Linked DNA regions of Homo sapiens: region 2 is linked to region 1. Evidence: chromatin loops called from intact Hi-C (ENCODE). Cell type or tissue: HCT116. All regions are shown on one strand.

The links. A loop is a pair of places that touch in the nucleus more often than their neighbours do. Peaks named below come from ENCODE experiments on the same cell type or tissue, not always from the same donor. Only the 100,000 strongest peaks of a DNase experiment are listed, where the experiment ranks them.
Region 2: a loop joins it to region 1, with 5 times the contacts of the local background. A loop is called at or near these places in 84 of 110 quality-filtered maps.

Annotation. Positions count from the first base shown.
Region 1 is chr16:19,082,717-19,090,716 of GRCh38, reverse strand. It overlaps a transcript of COQ7 not described here. Among named protein-coding and RNA genes, the nearest start is that of COQ7-DT, 19 kb to the right of the region's middle. In HCT116, a CTCF peak has its summit at 4,074 (motif pointing left); a DNase peak (open chromatin) is centred at 3,966; H3K4me3 peaks cover 1,768 bases; H3K27ac peaks cover 899 bases.
Region 2 is chr16:19,498,705-19,506,704 of GRCh38, reverse strand. It overlaps TMC5 (transmembrane channel like 5), which reads right to left. Exons shown (of 22, transcript NM_001261841.2): 22 at 7,592-8,000. It overlaps GDE1 (glycerophosphodiester phosphodiesterase 1), which reads left to right. Exons shown (of 6, transcript NM_016641.4): 5 at 1,613-1,824; 6 at 3,088-5,012. The coding sequence ends at 3,235. It also overlaps the pseudogene RNU4-46P. Among named protein-coding and RNA genes, the nearest start is that of TMC5-AS1, 15 kb to the right of the region's middle. In HCT116, a CTCF peak has its summit at 3,874 (motif pointing right); a DNase peak (open chromatin) is centred at 3,894.

The sequences.
Region 1 (8,000 bases):
GGCACTCACTGTCCAAAGCACTTAATACATTAACCTTCAAATAAAGTTTAATGAGATATAATTACATACCATACAATTCACCAATTTAAGGTATACATTCAGAGTCATGCAACCATCATCACAGTCTATTTTAGAGCATTTTCATTGCTGCAAAGGTAAATCCTGCACCCTTTGCCATTAGCCTCTGATGCCCCAGTTCCCCCTAGCCCTAGGCACTCACTGATCTACTTTCTTTTCTTTTTTTTTTTTTTTTTTTTTTTGAGACAGAGTCTCACTCTGCCACCCAGGCTGGAGTGCAGTGTCGCGATCTCAGCTCACTGCAACCTCCGCCTCCTGGGTTCAAGCGATTCTCATGCCTCAGCCTCCCAAGTAGCTGGGATTACAGGTATACGCCACCACACCTGGCTCATTTTTATATTTTTAGTAGAGATGAGGCTTCTCCATGTTGGCCAGGCTGGTCTTGAACTCCTGACCTCAGTTGATCTGTCATCTCGGCCTCCCAAATGCTAAGATTACAGGCGTGAGCCGCCATGCCCAGCCTACTTTCTGTCTCTACAGATTTGCCTATGCCGGGCATTCTAGGTAAATGGAATCATGCAATAGGTGGTGTTTTGTGACTGGCTTCCTTCACTTAGCATATTGTTTTCAAGGTTCAGCCATGACAACCCAGGTGTTCTCATTTTACAAGTAAGAACATTAGAAGTTGGGTAACACTTGGTAAGTGGTAAGCAAGGATACCTCTCCCATCCCCGCCACTGGTGGTGTAGCCCATTACACTACACTGCCTCTGGGTCCCCATAGAGCTCTCACCCAGGTCTTCACCCACCCTCAAGACCAGCACTACCTAAATGTCCCCCACTGGGTTCCGTCTTCCTGTCTCCAGGCCATCCTGACCCCACTGCCTAATTGTTATCCACTCTCAAGTCCTGACTACATCTTGACCTCCTGGGCTCAGGGGACATTAGGCCTTTTGATCTGCCCAACATCTGTTCTCTCTTCTGGGACACGACTCTGGCTTCCTCTGTGGGAACCACCCCTACCCAACTCTCAGCCCACCGGGCTTGGGTGGAGTTTTTCCCACTCCACCTGCTGCAGGAGTAGCCATGTGGCCAGGCCTGGCCAATGAGAGCTCCACAGGCCTCCCCAGTCCACAGTGATTGGTGGAGGGTCAGGAATGTAACCTGATTGGGGAAAAGTAAGGCTAGAGATGGGGAAGGGGTGTGTGTTGTGGATTCTAGCAGCTTCCCTGTGTTCTGCAGAAGCAAGAGGAAGAGACTGTCATCTTTCTTGTGGATGGAGGAGTGTTAGGATGTCCTATATAGAAGTGCTATGGCCATTTTGCTGCCATAGGTGAGGAGGACCACGGGGCCGGGGGGGTGGGGAGAGGGTCACTGTGAGCCTAATATCAACACTGTGGAAAGCAGTGAAATGAGAGAAAGAGAAAGAAAAGTCGAATGTTTGGTTTCAGTTCCTGGATCAAGCAATACCTGAAGAAAGAGCCCTCTGGATCCCTGATTTAGCAGAGCTAATAACTTCCTATTAGAAGCAAAGGTGGCTCACGTCTGTAATCCCAGCACTTTGGGAGGCTGAGGCGAGCAGATCACTTTGGGCCAGGAGTTCAAGACCAGCCTGGGCAACATGGCGAAACCTCATCTCTACTAAAATACAAAGATTAGCCAGGCATGGTGGTGCACGCCTGTAATACCAGCTACTTGGGAGGCTGTGGCAGGAGAATCGCTTGAACCTGGAAGGCCAAGTTTGCAGTGAGCTATGATGGTGCCGCTGTCCTCCAAAGAAGCAAAAGTGAAATGTTTTGTGTTGCTTTTAAATGATATAAGGGGAAAATATGAATTTCATGTTCTAAAATTCTTTTATTCCTCAGCACTTAGAATAATGTGTGCCCTTAAAGCGGTCAAATGAATAACTCCAATAATTATTCTTTAAGTGCCCATGTGGTCTTATTTAAACATACACACATACACAGAGCATCAATAAGTAAGTGCAACAGGTGTCATTCCCGTGCAGGTTTTTTTTTTTTTAATTGTTGCAATAAAGCCATTTAGAAATTAGGCATGGAAAATACCATAGAGAGGCTGCCGCCCCAGCAGAATGGGAAGCATGGGTGTTTGCCATTGTTTCCACCTGGCAAAGACAGCTTGGTCTGAAACATGTTTCCAGCTGTCACAGCACTGAATAAGTTACAGAAAATTGGAACAATAGGTCATATCCTAGCAGAAAACAGTGCAGGAAAAGCGGGACAGAATGGACATCCTGAATCAGCCCAGGCAAGTAGGATGTAAAGCGGGGAAAGTACATCCAAGCAGAAGCAGATTTAGGATGAATGCTTTTGTGGAATTAAACTATTGCTTCTTCTTTTTAAAAAATTATTATTAATATTATGATTATTATTATTATTGATACGGAGTCTCGCTCTGTCACCCAGACTGGAGTTCAGTGGAACCATCTTAGCTCACTACAACCTCCACCTCCAGGGTTCAAGCGATTCTCCTGCCTCAGCCTCCTGAGTAGCTGAAATTACAGGCACCTGCCACCGCACCTGGCTAATTTTTGTATTTTTAGTAGAGACAGGGTTTCTCCAAGTTGGTGAGGCTGGTCTTGAACTCCTGACTTCAAGTGATCCACTCGCCTTGGCCTCCCAAAGTGCTGGGATTACAGGCGTGAGTCACCGCGCCCGGCCAAATTTATTGAGACAGGGTCTCCCTGTGTTGCACAGCCTGGTCTCAAACTTCTGAGTTCTAGTGATCTGCCTGCCTCGGCCTCTCAAAGTGCTGGAAACCGCACCCGGCTTAAACCATTGCTTCTTAACCAGGGCTACACATCAGAGGTCCTGTGGGAGTTTTTATAATACGGTCATCCCTTAGGCCCAGCCCCATAGCTGCTGCTTCAGTAGGACTGGATAGAGCAGGAGCATTCATAGATTTTTTTTTTTTTTTTAATCTCGGGTTTATTCTGACTGGCATGCCCAGTTAAAAATCCAGGGTTAAACATTGGGAAATTCTAATTTTGGAAATATAATTGGATTTTTTTTAAGTGCAGGGAAGAAAGTATCATAAAGAGAAATTCTCAAAAGAAAGAAAGAAAGAAACACTTTGGGAGGCTGAGGCAGGATCGCTTAAGGCCAGGAGTTCGAGACCAGCCTGGACAAAATAGTGAGACCTCGTCATTAAAAATAAAAATAAAAATGAGATGGGCGCCGGGCGTGGTGGCTCACGCCTGTAATCCCAGCACTTTGGGAGGCCGAGACGGTGGATCACCTGAGGTCAGGAGTTCGAGACCAGACTGGCCAACATGGTGAAACCCCGTCTCTACTTAAAATAAAATTTAAAAAATCAGCTGGGTGTGGTGGTACGCACCTGTAATCCCAGGTACTCGGGAGGCTGAGGCAGGAGAATCGCTTGAACCTGGGTGGCGGAGGTTGCAGTGAGCCGAGATCGTGCCATTGCACTCCAGACTAGGGGACAAGAGCGAGACTTCGTCTCAAAAAAAAAAAAAAAAAAAAAAAAAAAATTAGATGGGCATGGTGGTTCACACCTGTAACCCCAGCACTTTAGGTGGCTGAGGAAGGAGAATCGCTTGAACCTAGGAGTTAGAGGCTGCAGTGAGCTATGGTTAGCCTGGGCGACATAGCAAGACCCTGTCTCTTACAGAAAAAAAAAACAAAAAAACAGTGCAGCCCCTTGGATGTTGTCTGATGCCTGAAGCTGGTTTTTCCACATGGCTCCCCTAGATAGAGTCTAATCGTCCCCGTTTTCCTGTTTCCCTTTTCTGAAAAAGAAAAATGTATCCTCCGGGATAGGACACCCGAGACGCATGGACGGCGCAGACTGGAGCAGCCAGCCGAGCCCTCCGCCTCTGGCCGTGCACACACGTGACATCAGTTCCCGTTCAACAAAGTCGAGATCGCGGGACTGGAGGATTGTGGCCAGGGTATCATATGTACCATATATAACGCGCAGCAATGACCCGGCCCTCCTGCCGGGCGTTGTCCCGCCGGCCTTGCAACAGAGCCTCGCAGGGTTCGCAGCGTGGGGCGCGGGCGCCCTCTGCCGGACACAGGCGGGCGCCGAGGGCCCGAGACCTTCTTTGCCCTTGGCGCGCCCGGGAGCCGATCTCTACGCGATCCAGGATGAAAGAACCTGCAGTGCTCGGGCTCAGCCCCTCAGGGTTGCCGTTTCAGAGGCAGAAGTGGGAGGACGCACGTCCTGGGGGCGAGAAGCGCCTTTTCAAGCTCTGAACACATGAGGTGGGAAAGTGCTTTGCGCTCCGGGATGTTTCTCGGGAACCCGCAGAAGCCAGACATGAGCGGTGTTGAGGCTGAAGCTCCACTTTGAAAGGTGTCTTTGGTTTCCCTGAGTTGGGAAAGGTTGTGTTTTCTTGGCCTCAAATCACCTGGATCAAGGGATCTTAAGGAGGACCTTAATGAGGGTCTGGTGTTTTTATTAAATTATCAGAGGTATGGGATCTTCCCAAGGGTTAAAACCTTGAGCTCGTCCTTCCTTCCCAGGGGTCCCTCCTTCTGAAAGATGGTCCTCCTAAGCGTTAGGGGGCCCCCAAAAGCCTGTGTTAGAAGTAACCCAGGCCGGGCGTGGTGTGGCTCACGCCCATAATCCCAACTACTTGGGAAGCTGAGGCAGGAAGATCGCTTGAGCCTGGGAATTTGAGGCTGCAGTGAGCTATGATCACCCCACTGCCCTCCAGCCTGGACAATAGGAGACCCTGTCTCAGGAAAAAAAAAAAAAAAAAAAAAAGGCAACCCAGATGTCCACCAAGAGGCAAAAAGATAAGATAAGCGGAGGAAGAATGGCTTAGTAGTTAAGTTTACAGCCTCTGGAACCAGGCCAAGGAGGTTCAACCACAGGCCTGGGCTGTGGTAGGAGCTGGGTCAGGTCAGCAGTGGTTCATAGAAGAGTATGGCAGCCAATTAAAGGAACGAGATGGAGCTCTATGAACTGACTTGGGAAGATGGCCAGTGTAGGTCACCGAGTGAAATGCACAGATTGCAGATCCAATGCATAATATTATTCCATTTGGGGAACAATACAAACTCAAACATGTATGTGGATAAAAGATTTCTAAAAACCATCCAGAAAGATACACACTGAATTATTAATAGTAGTTGCTTCTAGGGAACATTTGGAAGAAGAGCCTTTTTTTATTTTTCTCTTTCCTTTTTCTACTTATATGCAGTTTATATTTGATTTTGAGGCAAGTATTACTTTTGGAGGTGGAAAAAAAGAGAAAAATGCACTTAGTGGTAGGTTGCTACTAGCTTATCTCGAAGGAAATTGGTAACAGATTTACCAATTTACTGTTAATCAACAGTCTACAGGGAGATTTACTTGTCACTGTAAATACCCTTTAGCACTGTTGGGATATTTTCCTATGTGCATACATGCATTTTTATTACAAAAAAAAGTTTTAATGTTTTAAAAACAGGGCAATTTAACCTTGTCTTTAGTCCAACAAAAATGTATTGCATGTCAGGTACTCCGCTAAGCCTTGAAGACATGGAAACGACCAAATTGGTGTCTGCCTTGCAGGAGTTTATGGTCTGGCTCAGTGCGCCTCACACTTTTAACGTGCTTCCACATCACCTGGAGCTGGTGTATTGGTTACCTATTGCTGCATAACAAATGACCCCAACACTCAGCAGCTGGAAACAACATTTATCATCTAAAATAGTTGCTGAGGGTCTAATCACTCCTGAGTGATTCAGGAGTGACTTAGCTGGTTGATTCTGGCTTGGGGCCGCTCATGAGGTTGGAGTCAACATGTTGGGGGCTGCAGTCATCTGAAGGCTGAATTGGAGCCAAAGGATTCACTTGCAAGATGGTGTACTCCCATGGCTATTGGCAGGAGGCCTCAGTTCTTGGCCATGTGAGCGTCTCCACAGATTAAGTGCTTGAGTATCCTCATGACATGACAGCTAGCTTCCCCAAGAGTAAGTAATCCCAGGGGGAAAGATGGAAGCTGCAGTGTCTTTTTTTTTTTTAAACAGAATCTGGCTCTGTCATCCCGGCTAGAGTGCAGTGATATGATCATAGCTTAGTGCAGCCTCTAACTCCCGGGCTCAAGTGATCTTCCAACCTCAGCCTCCCAAGTAGCTAAGACTGCATATACCTGCCACCATGCCCAGCTAATTTTTTATTTTTATTTTTTGTAGAGACAGGGTTTTGCTATATTGCCCATGCTGGTCTTGAACTCCTGGCCTCAAGCAAACCTCCTGCCTTGGCCTCCTGAAGTGCTGTGATTACAGGTGTAAGCCACACACGGCCAATCTTTACAGTGTCTTTTATGACCTAACTTTGGATGTCACACTTCATTTCCACCGTGTTCTGTTTGTTAGAAACAAGTCACTGAATACAGCCCACATGGAAGGCAAGGGGAAGCAAGCTCCACCGAACATAGGTGTATCAAGGAATTTGTGGACATACTTTAAAACCACCACATCTTTCTAAAATGCAAATTGTTTGAGTAGGTCTGGAGAGATTCCCAAATTCTGCATTTCTAACATGCTCCCATGTGATACCACTGCCTTTGGTCCATGAACCACACTTTGAATAATGAGAGAATCAAAGACTTGCAAAGAACTATAGTTCAGATCGCCTCCTTGGAACTACAGTGCTTGCAAGAATAATATCCTTTCTCATCCTGCCATCATCTTTGGATAGTGTCCAATTTTAAAATCACATTTTCCCTAAAAGGTCAGATCAGGAAAGTAAGAGAAAGACAAGATTACCTTGTTAATACACAAGGACAAGCTGTAATGGAATTAAAAACAATCAAAGGGAGATTCAAAAAATCTCTCTGGCCTTGTTCTGGAAGCTCTCAGAAGCATAAAACATCAGCCATCAATTCTGAAGGGGAGGCTAAACAAACAGCCTGGGTTTTTAATAAGAATTGTACAAAGTGCTTTATGGGACTAAGACTCCTGGCTGCAGTACTTATAAAATTAGCTTTGATATGGGAGGGCAAGAAATAGCACCCGAGTCTCAGAAGATGAAAGTTTCTTCATGCTCTGCTGGCTTGAAGGGTAGTAAATGTACAAAATCGCTTTCTCATTTAACAGCCAGAATTAAAATTTGCATAAAACTACCCTAAAACAAAGAAACAAACAAACAAAAAACTAAACTAAATCACCTGTATTTTTCCTATTGCTTTGCTCTGTGCTACAGTTTCAATGTGGTTTGTCCCAACCAAAACTCATGTTGAAATTTGATCACCAATGTGGCAGTGTTGGGAGGTGTTTGGATGATCGAGGCGGATCCCTCACGAATAGATGAACGTCCTCCTGCTGGAAGAGCGAGTTCTCGCTTTCTTGGGAATGGGTTAATTCCCAAGAGAGTGCATTGTTAAAAGGTGTCTGGCTTCCTCAGTTTGACTCTTTTGCATCCTGTCTCAATCTCTTTGACATGCCCACTACCCTTCCTCTTTCCACCATTGGTGGAAGCAGTGTGAGGCCTTCACCAGACACAGCTGCCCAATCCTGGACCTTCCAGCCACCAGAATTGTGAGATAAATAAATCTCTTTTCTTTATAAATTACCCAGTCTTGGGTATTTTGTTATAGCAACACAAAACAGACTAAGACAATTTACATGCCATACAATTCACAATTTTAACATGTATGATCCAGTAAATTTAAGTATAGGTTGTGCAACTATCACCGATTCTAGAACATTTTTATCACCCAAAAAAACACTCTGTATCCATTAGCAGTTACTCCCTATTTCTCCCCATCCCCGCCCCTCCAGCCCTAGACGACCACTAATCTACCTTCTGTTTCTATGGATTTGCCTATTCTGGACATTTCATGTAGGTGGAATAATACAATACGTGACCTTTTGTGTCTGGCTTCTTTCACTTAGCATGTTTTAAAATTGTGGTAAAATATACATAAAATTTGCCATTTTAACTATTTTTTTTTTTTTAGACAGAGTCTCACTCTGTTGCCCAGGCTGGAATGCAGTGGTGTGATCT
Region 2 (8,000 bases), 420 kb before region 1:
TCATTCGAATAGGACCCAAGTAAGATCGGCGTGTTACAATCGTAAATCTTTTTTTGTTTGTTTTTGAGACGGAGTCTTGCTCTGTCGCCCAGTGGTATGATCTCGGCTCATCGCAACCTCTGCCTCCCGGGTTCAAGCAATTCTCTTGCCTCAGCCTCCTGAGTAGCTGGGATTACAAGCACACACCACCATGCCTGGCTAATTTTTTTTGTATTTTAGTAGAGACGGGGTTTTGCCATGTTGGCCAGGCTGGTCTCGAGCTCCTGACCTCAGGTGATCTGCCTGCCTCGGCCTCCCAAAATGATTACAGGTGTGAGCCACTATGCCCTGCCGGCAACTGTAAATCTTAAAACTTGCAGGTTCTGTCTCTCTCTCTCTCTGTTTTTTTTGTTTGTTTGTTTTGGGGGGGGTCCTTGTTTTGTATTTACTGAAGAAACCGGATTATTGTTTTGTAGAGTTTACCCAAGTCCAAATTTTGCTGATTATGCCATGATATGGCTTAATATTTTTTTCTCTTTATTTTCTATAAACTGGTAGCGAGAGCTGGAAGCTTGCCTTGATGAGGTTAGGGTTGGTTATTCTTGGCAAGATAACTCTAGAGATGAGGGTGTTTTTCCGTCAGGAGGCACTTGACATCTGGTTGACTCCTGTTGTTTTTGGCTGCTATTGATGCTCATTGGCCAGATCTGTCCATTTTCTAGGGAGCTACAAAATGCTGATATTTTAATTCTATTACTTCTTGCATTAGCTGAAATAGATCTTTAAAAAGAAACTTTTCCTCCTCTACTATTTAGTTACCAAATAGGCAGAATAAATGCTTTATCTTTCCTTTTATTTACCAGTTTCCAGAATAACAAGCTGGTTCCGTAGCATTCTTTACCAGTGACCAACAGAGCATACATTGAAAATTTTTACAGTGAGGATAGAGCCTATCAATAGAAGCTGTCATGGAGTTGAATAGGGTCATGGGGCTTGCAGACATTTGGAACAGTGTTTCCCAAACTTCCTTGACCACAGAGTCCTTTAAAACGTATAAGACATTCCCCCAGAGGAGCACAAGAGCAGAGACTAAAGGAACTCCATCCACATCTCTCCATTTCTCTGTTGTCCTCTCCCATTCTCTCGTCACAATCCCTTCTCTCCCTTCCCACCTCACTTCCCCATCCCCCTCCTCACCCCTACAACTCTTCAGCCATTTGCTCTGGAAAGGGTCAAAACTAAACAGCCCATCTTGAACTGACCTTGGTTCCCTCCTCATTGAGTTCTAATTAATTATCTCTGGCCAGGATTTAAGTCAATAGCCAATTAAAAGTTTATTCTCATGACATTATTAAAATTTGATCCTGAAGTTTTAATTTTTCCATTTTAAAGATAGGATTGCAGTTTTTAAGGACTGGGAAAAAAAAGTTCTCATATGTGCTGCATATTAGTGCTTTACATTCTTCACATTATTTTCTCAAAGGGTTTATGATTGAGAACTTATTTAGTAGATACCGGGGCAGGGTACCAACCATGACCACCTCATCTGATTGAGCACATTGGCTAAATCTAAACTAATAAGTATTCAACTTTACATATGATCATTATTTTACTTCCCCAAATTCCTTTGCAGATGAGACAAACAGATCGGGATGTAATAACAGCATTAACTCACAGACCTTGGAGCCTAAGCCATACAGGAGATGGGAAACCACGCTATGATACTTTCTGGAAACATTTTATATTTGTTATGATGGACATTTTGCTCGATTGGAGCATGCATAATATCTTGTGGTACCTGTGTGGAATTTCAGCTTTCCTCATGCAAAAGGATTTTGTATCCCCGTAAGTTGGAAGGTTTTTTATTTTACCCAGACAGACATCCTGAATGCTCTTATTTGAAAGGAAGGATTAACAGAGTAGACAACCTGAATTGGTTCTGACCTGCAAAGCTTACCATACCTCTAAATTGGATTACCAATTTCGCTTCTTAGGTGGGAAGAGTTCAGGCATATTTCACTGTTTTCAGACCGAGTCGATCACATATTTTCGGTTTTTTAGTGTATTTTGAAGAAAAAAAATGAACCTGTGACACTATGCTGAGCAAGGGATTTTATTTCTGTGACTGGTTTTTTTGAAAGCCAACACAGGATCCTGGGCAGAACCACAGTGAAGACATCCTGTGGGCACCAGCCTCCCCACTACCGTCTTATGTTATAGGCACTCCCCCACCTCTCCCCATAAAATTTCCATTTCCTAACCTGCTAGCGATCTCGGAATCATTTCTTTGGCAATTCTGTATCTGTATATTTCAGCTAATTAGAGTTGTAGGTCTAGTATTATTTCAGACATACATGATTCAGTTCAATAAATATTTGGTAAGTGCCTATACTATTGCAAGGTTCCATGTTGAGAAGCTGAAGATGCAGTGGGTAAAGAATCAAAGCCATGATCTCTGCCCTCGTGACGTTTATAGCCAAGTGGGAGAGTGAGAGATGCTAATCAAATAAAAATCCAATCAATATAAAGTTAAAACTAAGATACAGGCTATGTCAGAGAAAACTGTGCATGGGCTATAATCTAATCTGGTCTGGGTTGTCAGAAACAGCATCCCCAAGGAAGTGACAGTTAAGCTAAGATCTGAAGGGTGAGTGGGAATTGGGAGGAATCCAGATCAGAGAGAAAAATACATGTAATGTGCTCTGGCAGGAAGGAACATGGTTCTTTCCAGGAAGTGAAAGAAAATTAATATTCTTTCAATTAATTTAAAATTAATCAGCACAGAAAAGAAAGGGGGAATGTGGTGTGAGATGAAGCCAAGGAGACAGGTCGGGGCCAGGTCAGGCACACCTTCAGTGGCTGTGCCAAGGACATTTGGGGGTGGCGATCATTAGTGAGCTACTGAAATGTTTTAAGCTGGGACAGTGTAGAGGAGGTTCATGGCATCCTGGGTTTTGGAACAGTCCCTCTGATCACAGTGCAGAGGCCAGTTAGGAGGCATTCTCTGGGCACCATTGGTATGCAGTGAACACCATACTTAGTGGCCATTATGGATTCCTGAGACAGCTGCTTATTATTCTAACAGGATTGGCTTTCCTCTTTCCCCAGGGCCTACTTGAAGAAGTGGTCAGCTAAAGGAATCCAGGTTGTTGGTTGGACTGTTAATACCTTTGATGAAAAGAGTTACTACGAATCCCATCTTGGTTCCAGCTATATCACTGACAGCATGGTAGAAGACTGCGAACCTCACTTCTAGACTTTCACGGTGGGACGAAACGGGTTCAGAAACTGCCAGGGGCCTCATACAGGGATATCAAAATACCCTTTGTGCTAGCCCAGGCCCTGGGGAATCAGGTGACTCACACAAATGCAATAGTTGGTCACTGCATTTTTACCTGAACCAAAGCTAAACCCGGTGTTGCCACCATGCACCATGGCATGCCAGAGTTCAACACTGTTGCTCTTGAAAATCTGGGTCTGAAAAAACGCACAAGAGCCCCTGCCCTGCCCTAGCTGAGGCACACAGGGAGACCCAGTGAGGATAAGCACAGATTGAATTGTACAGTTTGCAGATGCAGATGTAAATGCATGGGACATGCATGATAACTCAGAGTTGACATTTTAAAACTTGCCACACTTATTTCAAATATTTGTACTCAGCTATGTTAACATGTACTGTAGACATCAAACTTGTGGCCATACTAATAAAATTATTAAAAGGAGCACTAAAGGAAAACTGTGTGCCAAGCATCATATCCTAAGGCATACGGAATTTGGGGAAGCCACCATGCAATCCAGTGAGGCTTCAGTGTACAGCAACCAAAATGGTAGGGAGGTCTTGAAGCCAATGAGGGATTTATAGCATCTTGAATAGAGAGCTGCAAACCACCAGGGGGCAGAGTTGCATTTTTCCAGGCTTTTTAGGAAGCTCTGCAACAGATGTGATCTGATCATAGGCAATTAGAACTGGAAGAAACTTCCAAAAATATCTAGGTTTGTCCTCATTTTACAAATGAGGAAACTAAACTCTGTGGAAGGGAAGGGGTTGCCTCAAAAGTCACAGCTTAGCTGGGCACAGTGGCTCATGCCGATAATCCCAGCAATTCAGAAAGCTGAGGCAGGAGGATTACTTGAGGCCAGACTGGGCAATATAGCAAGACCCCATCTCTAAAAAATTAGGCATGGTGGTGCATGCCTGTATTCCCAGCTACTCAGGAGGTTGAGGTGGGAGGATCACTTGAGCCCAGAAGTTCAAGGCTGCAATGAGCCATGATTACACCACGGCACTACAACCTTGGTGGCACAGTGAGAACCTGACTCTTAAAAAAAAAAAAAAAAAAAAAAAAAAAAAGATAACTAGAACTTCTAGAACATCTTGTTTACAGTTAGCCAGAAACTATACAAGTGGTTTAACATGCATTATCTTACTCAATCCATACAAAAGTCTTATGGAGGTGTTAGCACTCTTTCTACTGATGAAGAACTGAGGTACTTCATAAAACCACTTACCCAAGGTGTCTTGAGTCTGGTACAACTGGCATTCAAATCTAGGTCAGTCTGCCCCCAGAGCCACTACCCTTACCCCTCACTGAATCTGCCTTTATATTGTTGAGCCCATGACCCCAAACTGCTCTTTCCAATTTGAACTTCCAGGGATTTTATTGTGAACTTACATAGCAACATTAAAATGAAGTTGAATTGTTTTTAATGGCAACGCCGTCTGTCTCCTCTAGCTTACCGCTTCTCACCTTTCAACCCCATCTGTGGCCTTTGTCCAGGCCCACAGCTTAGCCATGGCTTCCCTCCTGCATCCCTGCCGTGGGTTGCTGGCCTCACACTTGCAGCAGCTGGACAGTGATTTTAGAAGGCCACCAGTCCCCATAGCTATGTGACAATGAGAAGCAAACTTTTTTGTGACAGATTGTATTGGCATAGGCATGATAGATGGGGATTGGTACGTTTTGAATCAGCATTTGCAAAAAAATTGTCTTGAATTTTAAAATAAACAACAAAGATTTGTTCATTGAGTGCAACAAATGTCTAAACTGCATGTACTTCCGTGCCATGTTATGACTAGAGTGAAAGGAGGAGGAAAAAGTGACCAAAGAAGATACATCAGGCCAGGCGTGATGGCTCATACCTGTAATCCCAGCACTTTGGGAGCTGAGGTGGGTGGATCACTTGAGGCCAGGAGTTTGAGACCAGCCTGGCCATGATGGGGAAACCCCATCTCTACTAAAAATACAAACATTAGTTGGGCATGGTGGCACATGCCTGTAATCCCAGCTATTCAGGAGGCTGAAGCAAGGAGAATTGCTTGAACCCAGGAGTCAGAGGTTGCAGTGAGCCAAGATTGTACCACTGCACTCCAGCCTAGGCCAGAGAGCAAGACTCTGTCTCAAAAAAAAAAAAAAAAAAAAAAAAAAGATACCTCTGTTCAACACTAGCTGTTCAACAGGCTGTTCAACACTAGCCTGGGCAACATAGTGAGACCCCATCTCTACAAAAAATTTACAAATAGGGGCTGAGATGGGAGGATCACTGGAGCCTAGCAGGTTGAGGCTGCAGTGAGCTAGGATCGTGCCACTGCACTACAGCCTAGGGGACAGAGTTTGACTCCAATCTTTAAAAATTTCATAATAATAATAATATCCCTTTGTGTTGTGGGAAGATCTCTGGAGAGCCATGAGATCTCTGTCTCTTGATCTTTATCCCAAATCCATTTTACCTTTGATTCAGCCAGGCCAAATTAAGGATTTAGGTCCTATGCTAAGATGGTCAGGGCCTCAAAAGGTGGAGAATTTGAATGATGAAATAAGGTATTAATAACTACTATTAAGCACTTCCTTGGAAGGCTTAGTATAGGGTTAATAACAGGATTTGGAATCAGAGAAAGCCAAGTCTGCCTTCCTATTCAGCAACTTACCAGCTATATGACCTTGGGTAAGTTACTGAATTTATCTGTAAAATAGGGGTAGTATTCTTGCGGTGGTAGTGATTAAATGAAAGAGTGCATGTAAAATCCTTGCTAATTAACATTTATTGACTGCCTACCATGTCCTAGACTGTTTAAAATGCTTTCCATGTACAGTAGTTTCTTTATTTTTTGAGACAGTCTCACTCTGTCACCCAGGCTGAAGCGCAGTGGTGCGATTTCAGCTCACTGCAACCTCTGCCTCCTGGGTCCAAGCAATTCTCCTGCCTCAGCCTCCTGAGTAGCTGGGATTACAGGCGCTTGCCACCACGCCCGGCTAATTTTTGTATTTTTAGTAGAGATAAGGTCTTACCATGTTGGCTGGGCTGGTCTCGAACTCCTGACCTCAGGTGATCCGCCCACCTCAGCCTCCCAAAGTGCGGGGATTACAGGCATGAGCCACTATCCACTGCATGTACACCTCCAGGAGAAGCAGGGCTGCACTGAAGTGGAGACAAGGGATGGAGGTGAAGGGAGAAGCATTCTAGATGGAAGCACTTAGCATCTGGTGAATGAGCAGAAGTGATGCTTTCAGAGAGAGTTCAGATTTCATTGTAGAAGCCCAAGCAGCAGCCGGGCATGGTGGCTCACGCCTGTAATCCCAACACTTTGGGAGGCTGAAGCGAGCGGATCATCTGAGGTCAGGAGTTCAACACCAGCCCAGCCAACATGGTGAAACCCCGTCTCTACTAAAAATACAAAAATTAGCCGGACCTGGTGGCACGCTCCCGTAATCGCAGCTACTCGGGAGGCTGAGGCAGGAGAATCACTTGAACCCAGGAGGGGGAGGTTGCAGTGAGCTGAGATTGTACCACTGCACTCCAGCCTGGGAGACAGAGGGAGGCTCCAACTCCATCTCAAAAAAAAGCAAAGAAAAAAGCACAAACAGCACTAAGATGACCCCAAGGGGAATAAAATCACTTCCAACATCACTTCCATGGGTTGCCTGCACTGACCCCACAGACAAGTCTCCCTTAGTCCCTGTGCTTCTTCAGAGCATCTACTACAACTGTAATTAATTATTGCTTAAGAATTAAATTCATGTCTAAACCTGCTAGACAGGCAGCACCATGAATTGTTCACCATCTTGCTCACCACTATTTGGTCCATATTTGTTGAATGAATGGATGGATGAACACTACATACAACTGTTACCAAAGATGACACCAAAAGAAATTAATTCCTCCGATGAAGTGAATTAATGAAAAAAATAAGTGAATGAAAAAGTGCGTGGTCAAGTGCAGTGGCGTGTGCCTGTAGTCCCAGCTACTTGGCAGGCTGAAGTGGGAGGACTGCTTGACCTAGGAGTTTGAGTCAAAGCTGGCAACACAGCCCAGCCTTATCTCTTAAAAATAAAAAAAAAAGGGAATAAATGACAGCACTGGTTGGGTGCTTGTGTTTCGAATGTATCTTAACTGCTTTCTAAATTCAGTTCCAATTAGGTTTTATGCGAGTGATTACTTAAGAGGAGGCTCCTCTCTCCTGAGTAACTGCACCTTTCTGCTGGACCTTTCAGTGTTAAGAACAGCCACGTGGCTTGTGAATCATTTGGCAAACCTGCAAAAACATTATACACACACGTATTCATTACATATGTGCACACACACACACATTCCACACATCACCACCAGTTTCATATTTGGTTTGAATAAGACTTTTAATTTACTTTATTTATTTATTTATTTATTTTTTTGAGGCAGAGTCTCACTGTTGCCCAGGCTGGAATGCAGTGGTACAATCTCGCCTCACTGCAACCTCTGCCTCCCAGGTTCAAGCAATTCTCCTGCCTCAGCCTCCCGAGTAGCTGGGATTATAGGCATGTACCACCACGCCCAGCTAGTTTTTTTATTTTTAGTAGAGACGGGGTTTCACCATGTTGGCCAGGCTGGTCTTGAACTCCTGACATTAAGTGATCCGCTTGCCTCAGCCTCCCAAAGTGCCGGGATTACAGGCATAAGCCATCGCACCCAGCTAATTTCTTTTCTTTTCTTTTTTCTTATTCAGTCTCCGTAGAGACTGTCAAAAATTGCCAGCGCTGATTATATTT